Linked DNA regions of Homo sapiens: region 1 is linked to region 2. The links are chromatin loops, found by intact Hi-C in ENCODE. Cell type or tissue: IMR-90. All regions are shown on one strand. Each heading gives the region's core, and the rest is flanking DNA. Links, peaks and the distances in the headings are about the cores only.

Region 1 (10,411 bases), core at 995-8,994, 110 kb after region 2:
AGAAAAAGGAATGCTTTTACACTGTTGGTGGGAGAGTAAATTAGTTCAACTATTGTGAAAGACAATGTGGCAATTCCTCAAAGACCTACAGACAGAACTGCCATTAGACCCAGCAATCCTGTTACTGGGTATACACCCAAAGGAGTATAAGTCATTCTGTTATAAAGACATATGCACATGTATGTTCATTAAAACACCATTCACAATAGCAAAGACATGGAATCAACCTATAGATGCCCATCAATGACAGACTGGATTTTAAAAAATGTGGTACATATACACTATGGAATACCATGCAGCCATAAAATAAAATGAGATCATGACTTTGCAGGCACATGGATGGAGCTGGGGGCCATACTCCTTAGTAAACTAACATAGGAACAGAAAACCACATACTACATTTTTTCACTTGTAAGTGGGAGTTAAATGATGAGAACACATGGACACACAGAGGAGAGCAACATACACTGGGGCCTATTAGAAGGTGGAGGGTGGGAGGAGGTTGAGTATCAGGAAAAATAACCAATGGGTACTAGGCTTAATACCTGGGTGACGAAATAATCTATGCAACAAACCCCCATGACACAACTTTATCTATGTAAAAACCTGCACGTGTACCCCTGGACTTAAAAGTTTAAAAAATGTAGTTTTCAATACTGTTAGTTATCTTTTTGTTATTGACACGATTCCTAACTTAATTTCATTTTGATCAGCAGATGTGATCTGTATGAAAAATTCCTTGAAATTTTATTGAGATTTGGAGAACTTTTGCTTTTTTTTTTAAAGTCTTAATATTGCTTGACTTTTTAAATTCTATTCATGCATTATGTTGATAAAATTTAATCAAGTACTGTATGAAAGTTAATGCAGTCTATTTGTTAATAAAGAAACCAACCTAAAATAACTTCATATTTTAAGAGCCTCACATTACCAAAATCGGTCATTCTACATATGTTTATTTATTTATAGACTATCATGCTCTCCAAAGATTTAAAAAGGTGATATTATGTTACCTGCCAATAGCTGGCATTCTTAAAATTGTATCACAAACACAGGTTACCATGAAAGCAAAATACAAATAGAACTAGAAAATGGAGATACATTTTAAACTTTTCCTTGCATTGGGTGGTTTTTTCTTGGTACACACTGAAGGAATTCATCTCTGAGAATCTGGCTAAAATTCATTTGCTTTAACTGCATAGCTGCGCCCCAGTGGGACACACACACACACACACACACACACACACACATCCACGCACACACAAATAGGGGAAATGGATTGTAACTAGCAGCCCCTGGGGTCCAGGAACCATAAGTGAATGAGAGATGAGGCTTCTGGTTAAAATTCAACCTCTTGCTTTCCTTTGGGATGACACTGGAGGATGTTTCATTATTCTTATTCCCAGTTCTCATGGTGGCAATGATGGTGGTAATAGCATAGTGAAAGCACCATTGATGTGCCAAGCCCCAGGCCAAACATTTCACATACTACATTTTAATTTTCACAACCACCTTTGAAGCAGACATTAATATTACTCTTTCTTTACAGATGAGAAAACTGTACGAAGGGGCCTTAGAAAGATGAAGGGACTTGCCCCATGAATGATGACTCAGCCAGGCCTGTGGGGTTCAAGAAGCCCCTGCTGCCCTACCACACTACCACCTTCCATACTTAGTCTAGTGGTGACTCTCACCACACTGGGCATGCTAGAGAAGGCAGCTGGTCAGAAACTGGAGCTCAGCCCTCTGCTACAGCCTTGTCACTGGCTTCCTATGGCTCTGAGGCAAACGCCCAGATCTCAGCTTGATCTTGAATTCATAGGTATGAACTCTCTGTGCAGGTCTGTGAGTTCTACCTCCTTTTCCATGCACCTTCAGCCTCAGAGGCTCATCCTTTCCTGCAGTGGCAACTGAATGGCTGGGTTTTATAGGGCTAAGTTTTTCAGATACCTCCACACCCCAAGAGTATATGTATATACAACAAAAACATCATCATGGCCAAGCCTCTCCAATGTCTTACTAAAGCATTCTAAACAAAGTATGCTTTAGGCGTTTTACTGCTACATTCTGAATCACATTCTTCTCCAAGCAACCATCTCAACGTCTCATTTTTTCCATTAGTAAGATGATTATATACAGAGTGATCTATTTATAATGAGCCCCAGCTCAAGCAGTATAGCTTTCAGTTGGCCTCATTTTATATAAATCTTTCTTTGTTAATTAATGTGTCTTATCCCAGTGTTGCAAGGAACATTTATGTTCCCGAATTGGACAGGAAGGAAGCAAACCACACCCAAGGTGAAGGCTCCAAAATCTTTAGAGTCAATATGAATGTAATAACCGTTTGAAAACAAAGTTTAAAGCTGGGTTTTGTGCATATTTTAAACTAAGGAAGTTGTACAACAGAGTCCACAAGAGAGTAAAAAGTGATGTGATAATTAGGCGGCCATGAATTAACCCCCTGGTACTTGCAGCTCTGTACTATTTTTAAAGACCTCCTTCTCACCTCCTAAGATATTTTGGACATGCAAAATGCCTAATGCGACTAATAAGGCACCTAGCATGAAAGTTAATTAATGAAAATGAAAACACGAAAACTCAGGTTATTTAGTAATAAGGGCCTGGAGCCAGATCCCAATTAAACTACTCTTGTGGCGAAGGGAGGGATCAAAATGCCCAATAGGTTCCATCTGGCTGCTTCTGTGGGTCAACGTAGAGTCTCACGTCCGTGTCAAATTAGCTTTTCCACCCTCTTCTTTCCCTTGCAGTGAGAAGCTAAAGGCAGTCCTCCCCACACTGTACTGGGGAACTCCCAGGCTCTCCCACTCACATGTAAGGGGCTTGGCGGCTAAGAAATCCAGCTGGAAGCGAGCGAGCATGATTTGATTCACCCGCTCTTCAGAGTCCAATCCCTTTTGTCATTCACTCCACTGGAGGGGCCCCCTAAACCTCCAATCCCGTTTGTACCCCACCTAGGAGATCTGATAATGGTCCTGGCAGAGCTGTGGCTTTTCGTAACTTCTGGCAGGGGCCTCGCTGACCCATAACATGACGACACACATGATTTCTTCTCATACTGTCTTTGTAAATTGACCATGGCTAACCTTGCTGCCCTAATCAGATCAATCAGAATAACATTTTTTTAGCTGCTGCACACAGGAAGCCTCCTGGGCTGAGGCATAACTCAGAGTCAGGCTGGGATACAGAAGGCAGATTTTTGAATTTCCAATGGTCTCAGGTTTCCTTTGCTTTTATCACAGTTGGTGAGCTTTGTAAGGTCCGTGTTTACAGCCATGCAAATTAGCCTCAGCTGGAGGGAAATCAGGTCAGGTCTAAATGAAATGAAGCTCTGGGTCAAAAGTATTTTATCAAAAATTGGAAGTGTGGCCATAGCACTGGGGTCCAGCCAGACTATCCTAGGAAGTAAGTGGACAGTTTTGTCTGGTGTAACCTGAGCTCCAGGCCTCTCGACCGTGGAAACTCTGCTAGGAGACGGAGGAAAAAATGGTGGAGGGCCACCCCAGCACAACGGGGGCTGGCCAGTTCCACCACTGGCTGCTGCCGCCAAATGCATTTCTGTTATGTAAGGACAACTGCAAAGAGAGAATACTGTATACCGGAAGGTGGGAACATTGTGGTTTGAGTCTGGTTTGCAGTATATCCCATGCCGCTCATTGACTAGGTAAAAATCTAAATTCACTGTTTCAATCTTACACACACTCAGTTTAAAAATGTATGTGGGAACGTATCCACATTCAGCTAAGTTCTGAGATTTTGCATCTGGAAAGCATATTTGCAAATTTTCACTCCAGATGCCATGTTAGGTATAGAAGTTAAGGTCAGAGGGGTTACATGACTGGACATACAACAACTACAACAACTAATAGTTACCTTCAAGACGAGATCTCTGGCTGCTAATTTCCACTGCAGTTTTCTCTATCATATTTCCAGTACTTCAATACCCCCACTACATAAAAAACTTGGTTTGTTTAAAAATAACTCTCCAATATATATACCTTACATTTGGGGGATTATTAAAATCAGAACAATTATTTCCTGAACCCCCATGTACCTATGGCTCATACAATATGCTACTGATGGTTTGAGACAGCTCTATCCATCTGATTAGGCCTGGATCTGAGCGCTAAGATATTGCTCAATGTGTAATACCCTCATCTATCTGCCTTCTAAAAATAAAATGAAAGTTGGCAGATCTTGAGTGTCTTCATCTGCAAAGAAGTCATGACCAGATCCTTGGAATTCATATAATTAAAGTTTATCTTTTGACAGATGAGAAACCTGAGATCGGAGAATTTAAAGGACTTGTTCGGGATTCGATATTTGGTTAGGGTCAGAGTCAGAATTAGAAATTATGTTTACTGACACCAAAGCTGGGCACTTTTTTCACTATACAATGACCAAAAAATAAAATTCAGTCTTGGCCAAGTGAATTTAAAGTCAGAACTTGCAGTTAAATGCAGACGAATGCCCATTTATCAAGTAATTAACAACACAAGGCTGGGCACGGAGGCTCACGCCTGTAATCCCAGCACTTTGGGAGGTCAAGGTGGGCGGATCACTTGAGGTCAGTAGTTGGAGACTAGCCTGGCCAACATGGTGAAACCCCATCTCTACTAAAAATACAAAAATTAGCCAGGCATGGTAGGTGTGCCTGTAGTCCCAGCTACTCTGGAGGCTGAGGCATGAGAATTGCTTGATGAACCTGAGAGGTGGAGGTTGCAGTGACTAGGCAACAGAGTGAGACTTTTTGTCTCAAAACAAACAAAAAAATAAGCTGTGGGGTTGTTGCTGGAAACATTCCTTTGCTCTTTAGAACTATGTGGTACTACGCAAGTTGCCCAACCCCTCTAAACTCCAGTTTTCTCATGTATAAAACAGGAACAATAATAGGAACCGTCTCACTGGGTTTTTGATCAAATTAGTTAATATATGACAGGCACTTAACCAAAATTCCTCATTTAGCAGTGGCACTACTAGTGATATCTTTATTTTTTAATCTCCACTTGAATGACATCAAATAAATCCAAGGTCATTGAGACTTCTCTGTTCATATTAAGCATGTGCCTGTGAGGGCATGTGCAGGGGCTGTTCTGACTATCACATACATGGGAGATGTGTGTATTTTGCAAAGCACTTACAAGTTCACCTTCAAAAGCATCCATGTGACCTGGACTTGCAACCGAAGTATACATATATGATCTTTCCCTATTCTTGTTACATCTTCACATACTTCTAGCTTGGAACTGAAGGCCAGAGGACTCACTATCACCATCAAGGTCCCAAGCACAGGCGCTCAGCCTCATCCTGTTGTCTAGCTCCAACCCCGTAACAGAATCTCAGAAAATGGCCTGGATTGAGGATAAATGAATGAGATTTGGGAAAATATAGGCGAGACTTCAAAACTTCCCTCAACGAGAAGATAAATATTTTTTAAAGCATAAATATTTAGAATGGTTCTCTCATAGCATATCCTGTACTTTTTTGTGTTTTCCAAACAGATAACCCCAAATCTATATTCAAATAAACTTTTGCTTTTCACTCTCTTCCGATATGGAAGATTTTAAAGATGTGTGTGCGTGTGCGTGTGTGTGTGTGTGTGCGTGCGCGCACGTGTCTGTGTGTGTGGTGAGAAAGGAATTCCAGAATCAGTCCCAAAGACGCTAACTCTAATATTCCATATATTTTTATACTGCAATCATTCATTCTAAGCACTGGAACCATGGCTACTAATGATTTTTTTTCTGCTAATACCTTCAAGTCTTTCTAATATGCAATTGACTCCCAATACTCTGTGTGGGTAATTTGCTGTGAAATTTGGCCTCATGGTCCACAATAGAGATATGAGAAGACTAAAGAGAGAGCTGGGGGCAGTTACTCTCTTCCAGGTTCCTGTTCTGGGGGTTCTAGGATCCATGCAACTTTTATCTTTGTATCTCAGCATTCTAAGGTGCCCTCTTGTGGTGTGGGGTAGGAAAAGAGCATCCTAAATGCAGCTGGCTGGAGACACAAATCCAGATCAAGTTACTGTTGAACAGCCAACAAGAGAAACATGGTTGAACTCCAAGAATAATACTCAGATGCAGCATTCTGAAAGAATCATTGATATTCATATTTGACAAGTCCTAACCACTCTTTTTTTTTTTTAAAAAAATAAGCAAATAAAATAAACGTACAACTTCTGGGGCTGTCTCATTTCCAAATAAAATTTACAAGGTGGAATTTTTGTAAACTGGTGCCTGTCATGGAGCTCCTGTTTCCTTTCAGTAAATGCGGCCAGTCAGGAGTCCTTAAACTGAAGAACAGGAAAGCCCTGATCATTCCAGATATCACTCAAGAAATCGGGACAGAGCGCTAGTTTAGGCCCCCAGGTCATATATTAGTACAATCAACACATGGGCAAGTTATTTCACTCACTTCTATAGATGATAATCCCTAACCCCATTGCTCAGTTGTCAACACGTGAAAAACGTAAAGGGGTAGACAAACCTATCACCACCCTCATATAAAAAAACTAACGCACATTCCTTACACCGAGGGAGCCCAGAGAAATTATCTTTGTACACCAAAGCTGAAATAATATAAACTTGGAAAGCAATAGGTTATGAAAACCCTATAAATTTATGTTCAGGCTTCCAAACAATGTTCTTCTTCCACCCTTCTCCCCTCCCCAATAAACTGAGACATAAAGTCTGGGATTTGAGAATTACAGCTATGATCCTTGCCAAAGTGACCAAATTACAATCAATGCTGAAGGCTTTTGGCACCACAAAATTTCAACAGACTAGTATCTGCTGAACCATCACAACCCCCTTCCCCCAAAGTGTTTGGGGAATAGCCATTATCTCATTAATTCTTAAGAAATATCTATTAAAAAGACAGAGACAGAGAGGGAGACGGGGAGAGAGGAATCCTTTTACATATCTTACAGAAGAGGAAACAAACAGAGATGATTTATAATTTAGTCAGATCATGGCATCTCAAAAAAGGAGGAATATTGGCAGATCATGCTGATTTTCAGAATGTCGTTGGGCAAGTTTAAAACACAATTGGAAAGTTTATCAGAGCAGTTCTTTTTTTTTTTTTTTTTTTTTTTTTTTACAGGAACCAGGAGAAAGAATCACAGACAATGAAGGTGGATTTCTGGCTCCTTGTCAAGGTGCTGACCTACCTTGCTCAGGAACAAATGTCACTTAGAGACAGTGTAAATATGACATATTGACAGGGGAAACTCTTTATCTTTCAGTGAAAAGAGACTATACAAACACGATATGTACTACTAGATGTCCGAATGTATCACTAACGGAAGTTGTGGGATACTTCCATGAATATCAACAAACAAGAATAATCTAGAGATTCCCATTTGCAAATAGTTTTAGGAATTGACACATTAATGCTTTAAGACCTTAAAAACCTTGGGAATCAAAGATGTTTAAGAATTTCTTTCCAAAGCTTTCACATTAGTTCATAAACTAAGAGATTAATGCAAAGAATACTTAACGTACTCTTATAATTTCATATTATACTTATAATAACCATATTAAGGGGGTGTTATTCCCAATTTCGTAGAGAAGAAATCAGTGTGAGAAGGTTAAATGACTTTTTCTGAATGTTACGAAAGAAAAAAATAAGAGATAGTAGCAAGTGGTGGTGGTTCCATTGACAGCTGGTATCTTGAGCTCTGGTTCTTAATTTGGTTACTGCCATGTTTGTCGTGGCAGAGTGGTCTAGTATCACAAATGAGAATGGCACCTATCTAAGTATGCAATATAAATTTGTAATAATTAGTAATAAATTTATTTTATTATAGCTAATATTTTAAATGGAATTGATAAGGTCAAAGAAAAACACCAGCTCCAAATCTATATATGCCTTTTGCTGGAGTTACATAGAAAGCACATCTTTTTACTCAAAGATTTGGCTTCCTATTGGAAGACTCTGAAGAAAACCATGGATAATTACACAATGTAGGAAATACTTTGGATATGCAGAAGTGTGGCTATATTTTGTTGATGTTTTTAATAATGGCTACTCTCATTCATAAACTTCAAATAAATCACCCGAATAAAAGTTGATACTATCACCAAGGTGGCAAGTTACCATTTAAATAAAGGGGAAATGCAGACACATGCTGATGAACAAGTGTTCATCATCATCAATGTCTTCCCAGTTAAAAGTGTACAAACCCCTACAAGTCACTTTATCTTTCTCGGTCTTAGTTTCTTATGTGCCATATGAGAGAAATAAGATGATGGGTAAGATTTCTTCTAATTCCTAGACTACATGATATTACAGAACAGGATCCCTGCCTAGTTTGAGAAGATATACATACATACATACATACATACATACATACATACATACATGCTTAAACAAGTGCCAGTGATATGAAATTTAAATACTATTTTAGTAGTTGAAGCTAGAAATTAGTATCTGAGTTCCACAGACTCTTGATCATTCTGTCCATTACTTCTGAAATACAAACGTGAAATGTGCTGAGGGATGAAGACCAGCTCTATTTAAGGGATATTCATGGCTGGGTGCAGTGGCTCACGCCTGTAATCCCAGCACTTTGGGAGGCCAAGGCAGGTGGATCACCTGAGGTCAGGAGTTTGAGACTGGCCTGGACAATGTGGTGAAAGCCCGTCTCTACTAAAAATATAAAAATTAGCTGGGCGTGATGGTGGGTGCCTGTAATCGTAGCTACTTGGGAGGCTGAGGCAGGACAATCGGCTTGAACCTGGGTGGTGGGGGTTGCAGTGAGCCGAGATCACACCATTGCACTCCAGCCTGGGCGACAACAGTGAAACACTGTCTCAAAAAAAAAAAAAAAAAAAAGACATTCATATTCACGTTTCAATGCTGGCTGAAGCCCTATAGCCAAGATTCAGAATTCTGGATTTTGAAATCCAGTAATGTACCCAGCACTTTCTCTTGTTCAGTCATTATAAAAAGACCTATCTGGCAAGTATCCTCCTGGTCTTCTCATATGGGAACCATTCCATGATCCAGCTGAAGGAGTTGGCCTTCAATGCTGAAACTCCTCAGCTGCTCACCACCTCTAAAACCACTTTCATTTTCAAGAGGAAAGAAAACAAACATCTGACTCTCAGAAGAGACCAAGGGATCCATCTTGATGTTGGAAATCTGGCCACAGGCATGGAGCAAAGATTATAGGAGGCAGGTTTGGAGTTTTCTGGCATCAATTCAGCTTGCTATTTTCTTTAAAACTTAAAACCTCAGCTCTAAGGTAGGACACAAAGCTCACTGAAAACTCTAAGCTGCATATTACCACAAAGCTCAGTAGACCCAATTTTTTGCCTCCACTTACAGAGAAAAGCAAGCACTACACAAGTGCACGGATTCCATGGGGCAATGGCAACCACCCTGTTCAGAAAACTTAAAGAGTTTAAATGAAGTGTTATTTTCCCCCTCAGACAGAGAAACAAAATAAATGTTATCAAGTACTAACTGCCTTAAACTCCTTTGTTGAACAGGCAAACTATTATAAGAAAAGAAATAATAAATGACCAAATGCTTTGATGTTTAAAAACAAATATTCATTCACCAAAACAGAAGTGAATAGTTCTATGAGTAAACAACATGTTTTCAAGCATCTGGAGAGAAACAAAAAGAGTAATAGCAATCTAAGAAGCAATAAAGAACAAAAGTAAATTTAATACGATCCTGCATAAGAAAGCATTCAGAGGAGATTCTGGTGAGTTCAGGCAAGCCTTCCTGAAAGAGGCAAACTGAAGTTGGCTTTGGAATATACAGATTTTCCTTTTGCCATTCAGGTAGAAACAAGTCTTCTGCTTCTATAGATGGCATTTAAAAAGCCAGCCTGGCTACAAAGCAGGCTTACCTCCATCTCATATGAATCTAATTGCATGGGAATACATTCTATGTAAATCAGCTGACCTTTTTTTGCCCGGATTTGTCTGGAACTTACTATTTGTATTAATCCATTTTCGCACTGCTATAAAGATACTACCAACATGGCAGCAGGAGAGAGAGGGTGGGGTGAGAGCGGCACCAGAAACTTATGGAACAACCAAATCTCGTGAGAACTCACTCACTATCAGGAGAACAGAAAGGGAAATCCACCCCCATGATTTAATCGCCTCCCACCAGGTCCCTCCTAGACACGTGGGTACAATTTGACATGATATTTGGGTGGGGTCACAGAGCCAATTTATTAGAAAAATTCAAATTGTTCCATGCAATATAGCCTTTTAAAATTTTCCTTTAATACTTCTTTGGATATTTTTCTCAAGACAACACAATTACAGTGACCTTGAGAAACATTTTGATCATGATTTTTATCCGTAATTGAAGTCAGTGGGAAAATCTGATTTGATTAACAGAAAACTGAATTCAGACATTTTCCTTT
Region 2 (10,411 bases), core at 1,466-9,465:
GTTGGCAGCAAGGACAACTGTGTTCAGGTGAACTTCTAGCCCTTTCAGACTTCACTGGATGCTTGGCATTTGCTACACTAGTTCCCATTTTAGTGTTCTGCTTGTCTCGTAGACTGGACTGTAAACAACTTGAGCACCAGGGACCTGAAGCCCCCGGATTCCACAGCAGGGCACTTTACATGTGAAGAGCCATTAGCCAGGAAATGCTTATGGTTGTTAATGATGATAAGCTACTCCAAACATAGTTTCTTTTATCTGCCTACATCAGAAGCTTGGCTTCTTGAGACAAGAGACTCAGACTTCTCATTTATACTCTTGACAGACTGTGGAAATCAATAATGGCTTGCACCCATCAGTGTCCTGGAAGTAGGATTGAGAGAGAAGATTCTCTTGAGAACCGATTTCTCCTCAAAATAAGATTAGGCTTGAAAAAAAAAAAATCAACCTCCCCACTGCTTAGCTCACAGGTATGGTGCTAATGGCAGCAACTTAGTCATGAAATGGGGAACAACAATGTAAAAAATCCTTGTTAATTTGCTTATAATTATCCAGAACTAACTACAGGTACACTGAAGAACTGTATACTTGATGGGAGGGAGATCTACACCGCTAAGTCAATAAGACCAATTTCCGATTTTTCCCTGTGAGCATTTATTTGCAGAGCCACATATTGGCAACATAAGAAACTAGCGTTGAACAAACCTAAGAAGTGATGAATCCTCCCCGGGAGGAGAGCTGCAGCCCTGAAATCCAAAGCAGAATGGGCTGGGGGCAGCTTGAGGTCTGTGGGCGAAACTCAGCACTCCCAGTCTAGGGTGCTGCTCACCCATTAACTTGGCCTCCTCTTGCCACTGTTGTTTTAGCCCTTAGTGAGCATCTGTGTGGCTCAGATTTAACCAGACCAAAGGGGCTGTGGTGGTGAGAGGGCAGAGAAAGCTGGAGGAAGAAATGGCTTTTTTTCTGGAGAGGAGTGAGGACTAAGTCACTTCAAGGATGATCATATTCCCAGGAGGAGCCATGATATGATATTATTTGAATATCTAGCTCCACGCAGCTCTATTTTTCCCTTCTCACTACTAGAAGATTGTAATCACCCGGTATCAGCACATTCAAGATACTACCGAGGACCTAACAGCATGCCCAAAACCTCTCATCTCTGCACATAACTGCGTACAAATGACTAAAATCACTTTGCTTCAAAAACAGAGTAGCTGTGTGAAAGGCATTTTAGAGCATGTGGGATTCCACACACAGGCAAGTTCCAGGGATCTCAGAAGCTTGGCTATTTCGTTCAGTGCCAAGGAGGCAAAGATGAGGACAGGCAGTCGTGTGGGTGGGAGGCAGTCCTTGGATGATTAGCACAGGTGTCCAGGAGGGAGGGGAGGGTATGGAAATGGTACAAACATGAGAGGAAGCTGTGCCAGTGGGTCATCATGCCCCATTTGTACAGAACATTGAGTGGACTGTAACTGTGGACAACTGAAATACCGAAAAGAAAATGTGCACACACTGTTTAAATTCTAAACAGTGGGAGAATCGTTGTTTAAAGAAGAACAGATAATTGCTCATTCCACCCTCCCCAGTCTTTGAAAGATAGACACAGGAGTGTCACACAGTACAAGAGTTTGTATTACACAGAAAGAGGGACTTACAGACAGAAACAAAATTTAAAAACAAACAAACCACCAGCATTTATCACCGTTTATCCAGCCAGTGGTTTTCTTTATCCCCTTGGCTATTACTTTAGATATTTTTGCTTGGAACTTCTCCCCCACTTTTTCTGACAGCTCATTGATCTTGGGTTGGATCATCACAGTTCGTGGGAAACAATACAGGCTACTTTTCTAGCTTATTCCTTCTTAGATGCCTCTTGGATATTGTCCATTTAATATGTTTGAGAAATATAGAGAGACAAAACACACAGTGTTTTAATCTCAGAGTATATGTAGTGTGTCCCTGGAGAAGAAGTCTCATATATCCAAGGGAATCATTCCATTATTTTAAAGTAAGGCTTGTATTTCAGATTGATCCACCTGGAACATGTAATCAAAACTCATGAACTTTAATATAAATTCCAGATTCTGGTTTCTTATCTATATTTTTGGGAACATAACATTGGTAGATAAACTAATTGAAAAAAATATTTTCAATGTTGATTTAGAAATGGCTTTTAACTATTTCTACACATTCCATCACTCCATCTCAGAAGAAGCGGAGTAGAAAACTGCAGCAAATGGGACTTTATATTAAAGTCCTAGGAAATATATTCTGGCTGATGTGATGGTTCTTGTGTGTTTCAGTAGGCATGTAACATGTGAATCGCTTTGTGGAACTGGGTTCGTGAGGCTAGTATTTATGAAGCTGTATATTTCCTTCTGTGTAGTAACACAGAGAGTGATTCAGGAGAATGAGAAAATCCTGTTTCCTGGAAATACCATCCATCCTGAAGGAGTTACGAGAACCAGAACAGATATGTATTTTGCTATTTATCTCACACTTAAAGATTATACAATCCATTTTCCTAGGGCAAGCACAAATGGTCAGTTTTATAAATCTTGATGGACTAAGTCAAGTAAAAAAGCCCACTAGTTAAGAGTCCAGATATCGAGAGACACAAATCTGAGGAACGATCAATTAGGACACCGTGGTAGCTTGTCTCCAAGATGTCCATCATCAGCTCTTTCCTTCCCTGCATGTTTGTGCTGTTCTCTAGTTGAACGGTGGCGTCTATTCACTCCCTTAAAACTGGACTGGACTGTGACTTCTCTGAACAACAGTGACGTGATGTTTCATTCCCAGTGTTTGAGAGGATAGGAAATTTCTAATTTCTTTTCCTTGGAACATTTGCTCAGGAAAAAGCCAGTAACTATGTAAGAAGGCTAACTACTGCGAGACCACCATGCTATGAGAAAGCGCAAGCCATGTGGAGTGACTGCACGGGCTCTCAGAGATGCCCAGCCAAGCCCCACCCTCCATCCACCCGAGCCGAGGCTCTGCAGCCTACAGATGATTTCAATTCCAGCCATAATCTAACTCCAACTTCACAGGAGACCTGAAGCAAGAACTAGCCAGTTAAGTCTAATCAACTCATTAAACTGTGAGAGATAGGCATACATTGTTGTAGCCTACTAAGTTTTGAGATGGTTGGTTATGCACTGTGGATTCCTATTACCAATCGGCTATAATTATAAAATATCCACTGGCAAATATAAGTTCCAGAGGCAAAGACTGTGTTCCTTTTGCTCATCATTGTATTCATAACATGCAGCACAGTGCCTAGAACACAGAAAGCCCTAAACTAATAATACGTAAAAGTTTGAAAAAGTTTATCTGTACTAGTATGAAAGAAAGACCCATAGTCAAACGGCTGACATTTTTTAGCAAGTTTGATGGGCACAATAACCTTATGGTGGTGGTATTACTACCTCTGTCTTTGAGATGAGGGAACCTCAGCTTTTTTTTTTTTTTTTGAGGAAGTAAGCTTCCCAAGCTCAGAAAGGTAGGGGAGAGGGCCAGGCATGGTGGCTCACACCTGTAATCCTAACACTTTGGGAGGCCAAGGCGGGCAGATCACCTGAGGTCGGGAGATCGGGGCCATCCTGGCCAACATGGAGAAACCCTGTCTCTACTAAAAATACAAGAAATTAGCCGGGCATGGTGGCACATGCCTGTAATCCCAGCTACTTGGGAGGCTGAGCCAGGAGAATCGCTTGAACTCAGGAAGCAGAGGTTGTGGTGAGCCGAGATCACACCATTGCACTCTAGCCTGGGCAACAAGAGCGAAACTCTGTCTCAAAAAGAGAAAAAAAAAAAAAGAAAGAAAGGTAGGGGAGAGATTTGAACTCAGATTTGTGCAATTCTAAAGCCAGCCTGTTTATTATAGTCTCCCAGGAGACTACAACAGAAACAATGAGAAAACAATTTGAAAGAGATGCAAAACCCACCCCTTGAATCTTACCCAGGACTATGGAGCTCCATTAATTGCTGTCAACACGCTGGAACCTATTTCACATGAAGCTCAGACCAATTACAATTAATGCCACAGTCATGACTACAAACTAGAAACCAATGCCAGAGGAAGCTTAAGTTAAAGAAAGCAACGATCACGCACATATATTATGTTAGCAATTAGGCTTAATCCTAGAATCGTGAAGCCAAAGAGAATATATTAAAGAGAGAACAGTGCCCTCCTGGGAAGAAGAGCAATTTCAAATAGACTTTTTAGTGGCTTTCTACATTACTTACTTGAATATATTATGCTCCCCTAGAATTACTATATTACAATTACTCACGCCACATTTTATTTATTTCAGCAAGGAAATGGGATGGTGCAATGAGCTCAGTGGGCAGACGGTTTGGTTATTTCAATGAATAATTTGAATGTCAACAAGTTGGTGGATGCTAAGATGAAAGGGGAAGTAGTAAATAGCAAAGGTCTCAATGCCTGACTCTGAGATGGAGTAAGGATGAGCTATCAGGACTGGCACTTCACTTCTAAATGTTGAGCACTCAGGTTTTGCTAAATTTATAAAAGCACATGAACTAACTAACATCGCATATTTCCTTAACGAGAAGACCAGTTTATCTCTGTTTAAAACAGTTCTGATCTACTCAAATACACATTTTTAATTTTCACTGAAAAATGTTATAAATAAATCAAAATTTAAATAAAAAAACTGGGAGGGAAAGGTAGATCTACTTCTCAATTCAGAAGATTAATAAAAGGATTAAGGAATTAAATAATCACATTCTCTAGCCTCAGCTCACGACTTTTTCAAGGCTCAGTTTCTCAATAAATGGAAAAGCAAATTCTCATTATTCTCCCAATCTGTTTGAAAGCAGAGCTGGGGTGTTACAGTGATTAACAGTTATCAAGGCCCATTAAAGTTGTTAATTATAGTGGCGTTCACTATCTTTTTCCATCATTTTTAGCTATTGAGACAGGGTCTTTGTGGATCCCAAGGATCATGTGTTTGCAGTTCAATTCAGCAGCCACTAGGTGGTAATATTGTTGATTTTGGTAGCCATGAAGTGTGATCTATCAGACCTGCCCTCTTAAATGGAATTATGTACATCCCTTATATCATCAAGATGTAATTATAGAAATAATTATACTTTAAAATATGTAAAATATTTTAATTGTGAAAAATATAATCCCTTATAAAAGTTCCATGCATATCTGGTACCTTTTAAACTTATGCTAATTCTACTTACCTTTTATTCTAATTATACACATGACTATCTTCAAATTATACATATAACAAAAATAAAGTGTCTGGTCTTAACAGAAATCCAGCTTATATTCATTGCTTCTGGCTTATTTTTAGAAGAGATGAAAAAGATGCACATAACTTTCCTTCTAAAATTATGGCCGTCCTCTGTAGTAAATAATTATTTGCCACTTGAACTTGGAACCACTGCTATTCGCACCATTGGGTAAGTAAAATTTCTGTGATTAACTTTCTGAGACCCACTGTCTGAAGCATCTGATAAGATTTGACAAAATCACGTAACAACAGCAGCGGCTGATATACATAGTGCCAGGTTCTGAGCTAACTGCTCCACATACATTAGTCCTGCGTTCCTACTAGAGCTGCCACAACTCATTTAAGGCCAAATGAACTCAGCAGAAGAAACATACCCGTATTATTTGAAGGAATGAAAAGATCTTTCCAGAATTGGACATTGTCTGCGAAACTATGTATTATATAACATGTATTATGCACAATAACTCCCAGAAGGCAATACAGGTGTTAAGCTCTTTCATTATGAAGAAGACAATAACTGTATAAATCAAAGAGAAGTCTTGTGATAGCATCTTTGATCAATCACTGATGAAAACCTTGCCATAGTTGTCAAGAATCCAAAGAGAAAGTGGTGGCTAGGCCAATAATTACGTGAGGCAATTTATCATGAGAACAACCATTATGCAAGATGCAGAGCTCAATACTGATTCCATAAAATACTTAAATACTTGTCACTGCAATTCTTTACTAATTACAATGGAAACTTTGTTGTTATTGTTGGGAAAGGTAAAAGAGGACCTCTATTAAGACCTCAGAAAAGGAATCTTTGAGGTTAAGCTGTTACCCAAGGTTAAGGCAAATCTACTATTCTGATACTTTTCTCCTTTAGATGATGAAACAAATATGCTTATTTCTATTTACCCCTAGGGTCCTGGGACTCAAAAGAAACCAAGTGGTTCTCTAAGTTAGTAGGATGGCACAGTAACAACGCTGGGATTGAGCTCACCCTGACCCTGAGTAAGTTACCAAGACCCTCAGACTCAGTTTTCTTATCTGGAAAGTTAGGAATGAAAAAAATCAGTTTCAAAGGATTGCTGCAAAATTAAATGAAGTGCTATGCACCTGTTGAAGTCAAGTATAGCATGCTCCCCAATCACCCCCCAACACACACACCAGAACTAACAATTCAGGAAGGAAATTTTCAGTATATTGGTGTTTCTCACAGAGGGTCAAAGTGGGACAATAAGAATGCCTTAAATGTAACACATTGTATTTATTAAAGCTTTATAGTTTATATGGTGGTTTCCCATGTATGTTATCTAATTTCATCTTCATAATGACACTGTGTACTAGATATTACTATTCCCATTTTACAGACAAGAAAAAAAAAAAGGCCCCAAGAACTTAAAATCCTTTGCAAAATCACATAGAAAGGTTAAGTGGTGAACCCAGTGTTCAAACCTAGGTCTTCTGACTTCAAGCACAAAGCTCTCTCACTACATTCAGATCACTTAAAAACACAACATTTTATTGTGCCTATCGTTAATAAGACTGTATTGCACACTTAAGAATTTGTTAAAGAGGGTAGAATTCATGCTAAGTATTCTTACTAAAATAATAAAAGTTGTATGTATGTAGAAAAAAGTATTGCTTAATCTAATTAAACTAAACAGCTTCTGCACAACAAAAGAAACTAGCATCAGAGTGAACAGGCAACCTACAGAATGGGAGAAAATTTTTGCAATCTACCCATATGACAAAGGCCTAGTATCCAGAATCTATAAGGAACTTAAATTTACAAGAAACAACCCCATCAAAAAGTGGGCAAAGGAGATGAACAAACACTTCTCAAGACATTTATGCGGCCAACAAACATGAAAAAAAGTTCAACATCACTGATCATTAGAGAAATGCAAATCAAAACCACAATGAGATACCATCTCCCACCAGTCAGAATGGCGATTAAAAAGTCAAGAAACAATAGATGCTGGTGAGGCTGCAGAGAAACAGGAATGCTTTTACACTGTTGGTGGGAATGTAAATTAGTTCAACCATTGTGGAAGACAGTGTGGCGATTCCTCAAGGATCTAGAACCATAAATGCCATTTGACCCAGCAATCCCATTACTGGTATATACCCAAAGGATTATAAATCATTCTGCTATAGAGATGCATGCACACGTATGTTTATTGCAGCACTATTTACGATAGCAAAGACTTGGAACCAACCCAAATGCCCATTGATGATAGACTGGATAAAGAAAATGTGGTACATATATACCATGGAATACTATGCAACCATAAAAAAGGATGAGTTCATGTCCTCCTAGTTTTTCCAAAACAAACTAATGAAATGTGAAAAGGGTGAATTCACAAGGGGCTATACATAGAAAGAAAGAGCCTGACTGACTTGGCTCCATCCTCTACTTCTACCTGGGGACATTTCCAATCATCAGAAAGAGGTTAATGCAATTGCAGCTCCAGAGTCTCATCAAACTATCTTGGATTCTGCCATGATGAAAGGGAAATGAGGAGATTACCCAATAACACCATCATGAGGTTGTCCTTAGTAATACTTCAATTCTTACATGGTTGAGGGCCTACTCAAAGTTGTAAAAATCAGTTTAAGGTATAGTCCCCTGTTCTACCAAAGCAAGCAAATAAACTGGTTCCATAACGTTGAAAAGATGTAGGGGTGTGTGTGTGTGTATGTGTGTGTGTGTGTGTAAATATCTGCTGCTGCTCTAGGAAAGACCCTGTAAGAGTTAATGATACTTATCTGACAAATAATATCTTACCTCCAAACCCAACCACTACCATCTCTCTTCCACTAGCATGTAGTTCTGAGACAGTGTTTAAAAACAGAAGACAAGGCTGGGCGTGGTGGCTCGTGCCTGTAATCCCAGCACTTTGGGAGGCTGGGGTGGGTGGATCACTTGAGGTCAGGAGTTCCAGAAAAACAGGAGACAAACTCTTTAAAAAACTAAGAGTTAAGGCCGGGCGTGGTGGCTCATGCCTGTAATCCCAGCACTCTAGGAGGCCGAGGTGGGCGGATCACAAGGTCAGGAGATCGAGACCATCCTGGCTAACGCAGTGAAACCCCGTCTCTACTAAAAATTACAAAAACTTAGCCAGGCGTAGTGGCGGGCACCTGTAGTCCCAGCTACTCGGGAGGCTAAGGCAGAAGAATGGCATGAACCTGGGAGGCGGAGCGTGCAGTGAGCTGAGATCGCGCCACTGCACTCCAGCCTGGGTGACAAAGCGAGACTCCATCTCAAAAAAACAAACAAACAAAAAAATTAGAGTTAAGGCCTAAAATGCAAATACCCACGGAAGAGGTCAGATCCTGACAATGATCTCAAGATATAAATGACTGAGATTTGGTTCTATGTTTGTGATTAGGTTTAAAGGATGGTCTGTGTCGGGGTAATCTGAGAGAAGATCTTTACTCTCTCATTTTGGCATATTCATAAAAGTGTACATTGAAGCACCTGTGTAATGAAGAGCCCAAATGAAATAAAGAACAGGATTATGGCAATAAGAAAAAAAATATGAGGAACAGGTAAAACACCCTACATATTAGAGGCCTCTTCTTGACCATAATGTAAATTAGGGTTCATGTTACATACCTAATAATAACATCACAAAAGTGTGACGCCTGAAACTGAAGTGATGATGGAAGCATGAGCAAAATAAGTGAAGTCAATCCAAGTCAAGGAGAAAGAACGGAGGGGTTCCAGCAGGTTCATGTGTGTGCACGTGTGTGTGCGTGCACACGTGTGTGTGTATTAGACTGTCTTGAGCTCTCAATGCCTTTAAACATTTCCTTGCATTTTCTCATTGACTGGGAGGCTTCCATTAGATAGAGCCATCTAGAGCGATGTTGAAGAAGGCAGCCATAGGAAACAAACCAAGGTACTAGCTCATAGATCTTGCTTGATAAGGGACCTTCAGATTTCCTTTTAAGTTGTCCAGTTCAGCACCCAATGAAAGTAATGAGACTGTGAGTAAGACCATTTGGTTTCCAATTCTAGGTTCAGGTGGCTAAGGGACCCCAGTTGGTATAATGATGGAGAAGCAATGAATAGGAAGCAGAATCTTAGGGAAAAATGTGAAGTGCGAAGTACTATAGAAAATTGTTTTTCAAAAAAAATTTGTTTACTATTTTAAGAGGTACTCACTGGTTAAAACACCCAAATTTATAACAAATCTGCATACGCCTATGAACCTCATCTGCCTATTTTCTACCTGCTGCAGCAATGAACCTGTTTGATTAGTTTTAGGAGTAATAGTCTAAATATTTAACAATAACATAGGTACTAACTAGCAGAACAGGCAACCTGTATGGGTGTTATGGTGAGGACCAGCTGAATATCAGTCTTGGGTTAGTTCTCTTTTGTTTTTTTTTTTTTTTTTTTTTTCAGAGACAGAGTCTCACTCTGTCACCCATGCTGGAGTGCAGTGGCGCAATCTCGGCTCACTGCAAGCTCTGCCTCCCGGGTTCATGCCATTCTCCTGCCTCAGCCTGTTGAGTAGCTGGGACTACAGGCGCTTGTCACCACGCTCAGCTAATTTTTTTTTTTTTTGTATTTTTAGTAGACACGGGGTTTCATCGTGTTAGCCAGGATGGTCTCGGTCTCCTGACCTCGTGATCTGCCCGCCTCGGCCTCCCAAAGTGCTGTGATTATAGGCGTGAGCCACCGCGCCCGGCCAGTCTTAGGTTAATTCTTATTTGTTCTCACTGTTAGGTAGTATTCATTTTTTGCTTCATTTTTATCTGAATGATAAAATAATATACCTAATAATAACATAACTACTCTTCTGACCCTTGCTTTTATCCACTTAAACATATACATTAGGGATCCTCCAGGTCAATACATACAGACTTTTTTTTTAAAAAAGATGCTTAGTATTCCAATGTATGGAAATACCATAATTTCACAACTCCATTACTGGATAGTCATTAGAAACCGACTTCGGGGGAAAACATACGCTCTTTGCAGGAATTTCTGGGAAAAAAAATCCCCTCTAGCCCTTTTAGATAAAAGCCTACCTAATAGACCTGTGATAAAATAGCTTTCTTTTCTTTATTTTTTTTTTGGAGGAGTCTCACTGTGGCCCAGGCTGCAGTGCAGTGGTATGATCTCAGCTCACTGCAACCTTTGC

The links. Peaks named below come from ENCODE experiments on the same cell type or tissue, not always from the same donor. Only the 100,000 strongest peaks of a DNase experiment are listed, where the experiment ranks them.
Region 1: it touches region 2 in a loop (5-fold over the local background); 26 of 110 quality-filtered maps call a loop at or near these places.

Annotation. Positions count from the first base shown.
Region 1 is chr15:32,950,208-32,960,618 of GRCh38, forward strand. The region is part of intron 9 of FMN1 (formin 1); the gene reads right to left. Among named protein-coding and RNA genes, the nearest start is that of GREM1-AS1, 240 kb to the left of the region's middle. In IMR-90, for the core only: a CTCF peak has its summit at 5,984 (motif pointing left); DNase peaks (open chromatin) are centred at 2,054, 3,024 and 6,024; H3K27ac peaks cover 5,346 bases.
Region 2 is chr15:32,839,334-32,849,744 of GRCh38, forward strand. All of the region lies in intron 17 of FMN1 (formin 1), which reads right to left. Among named protein-coding and RNA genes, the nearest start is that of GREM1-AS1, 130 kb to the left of the region's middle. In IMR-90, for the core only: a CTCF peak has its summit at 4,999 (motif pointing right); DNase peaks (open chromatin) are centred at 1,768 and 5,028; H3K4me3 peaks cover 382 bases; H3K27ac peaks cover 2,802 bases.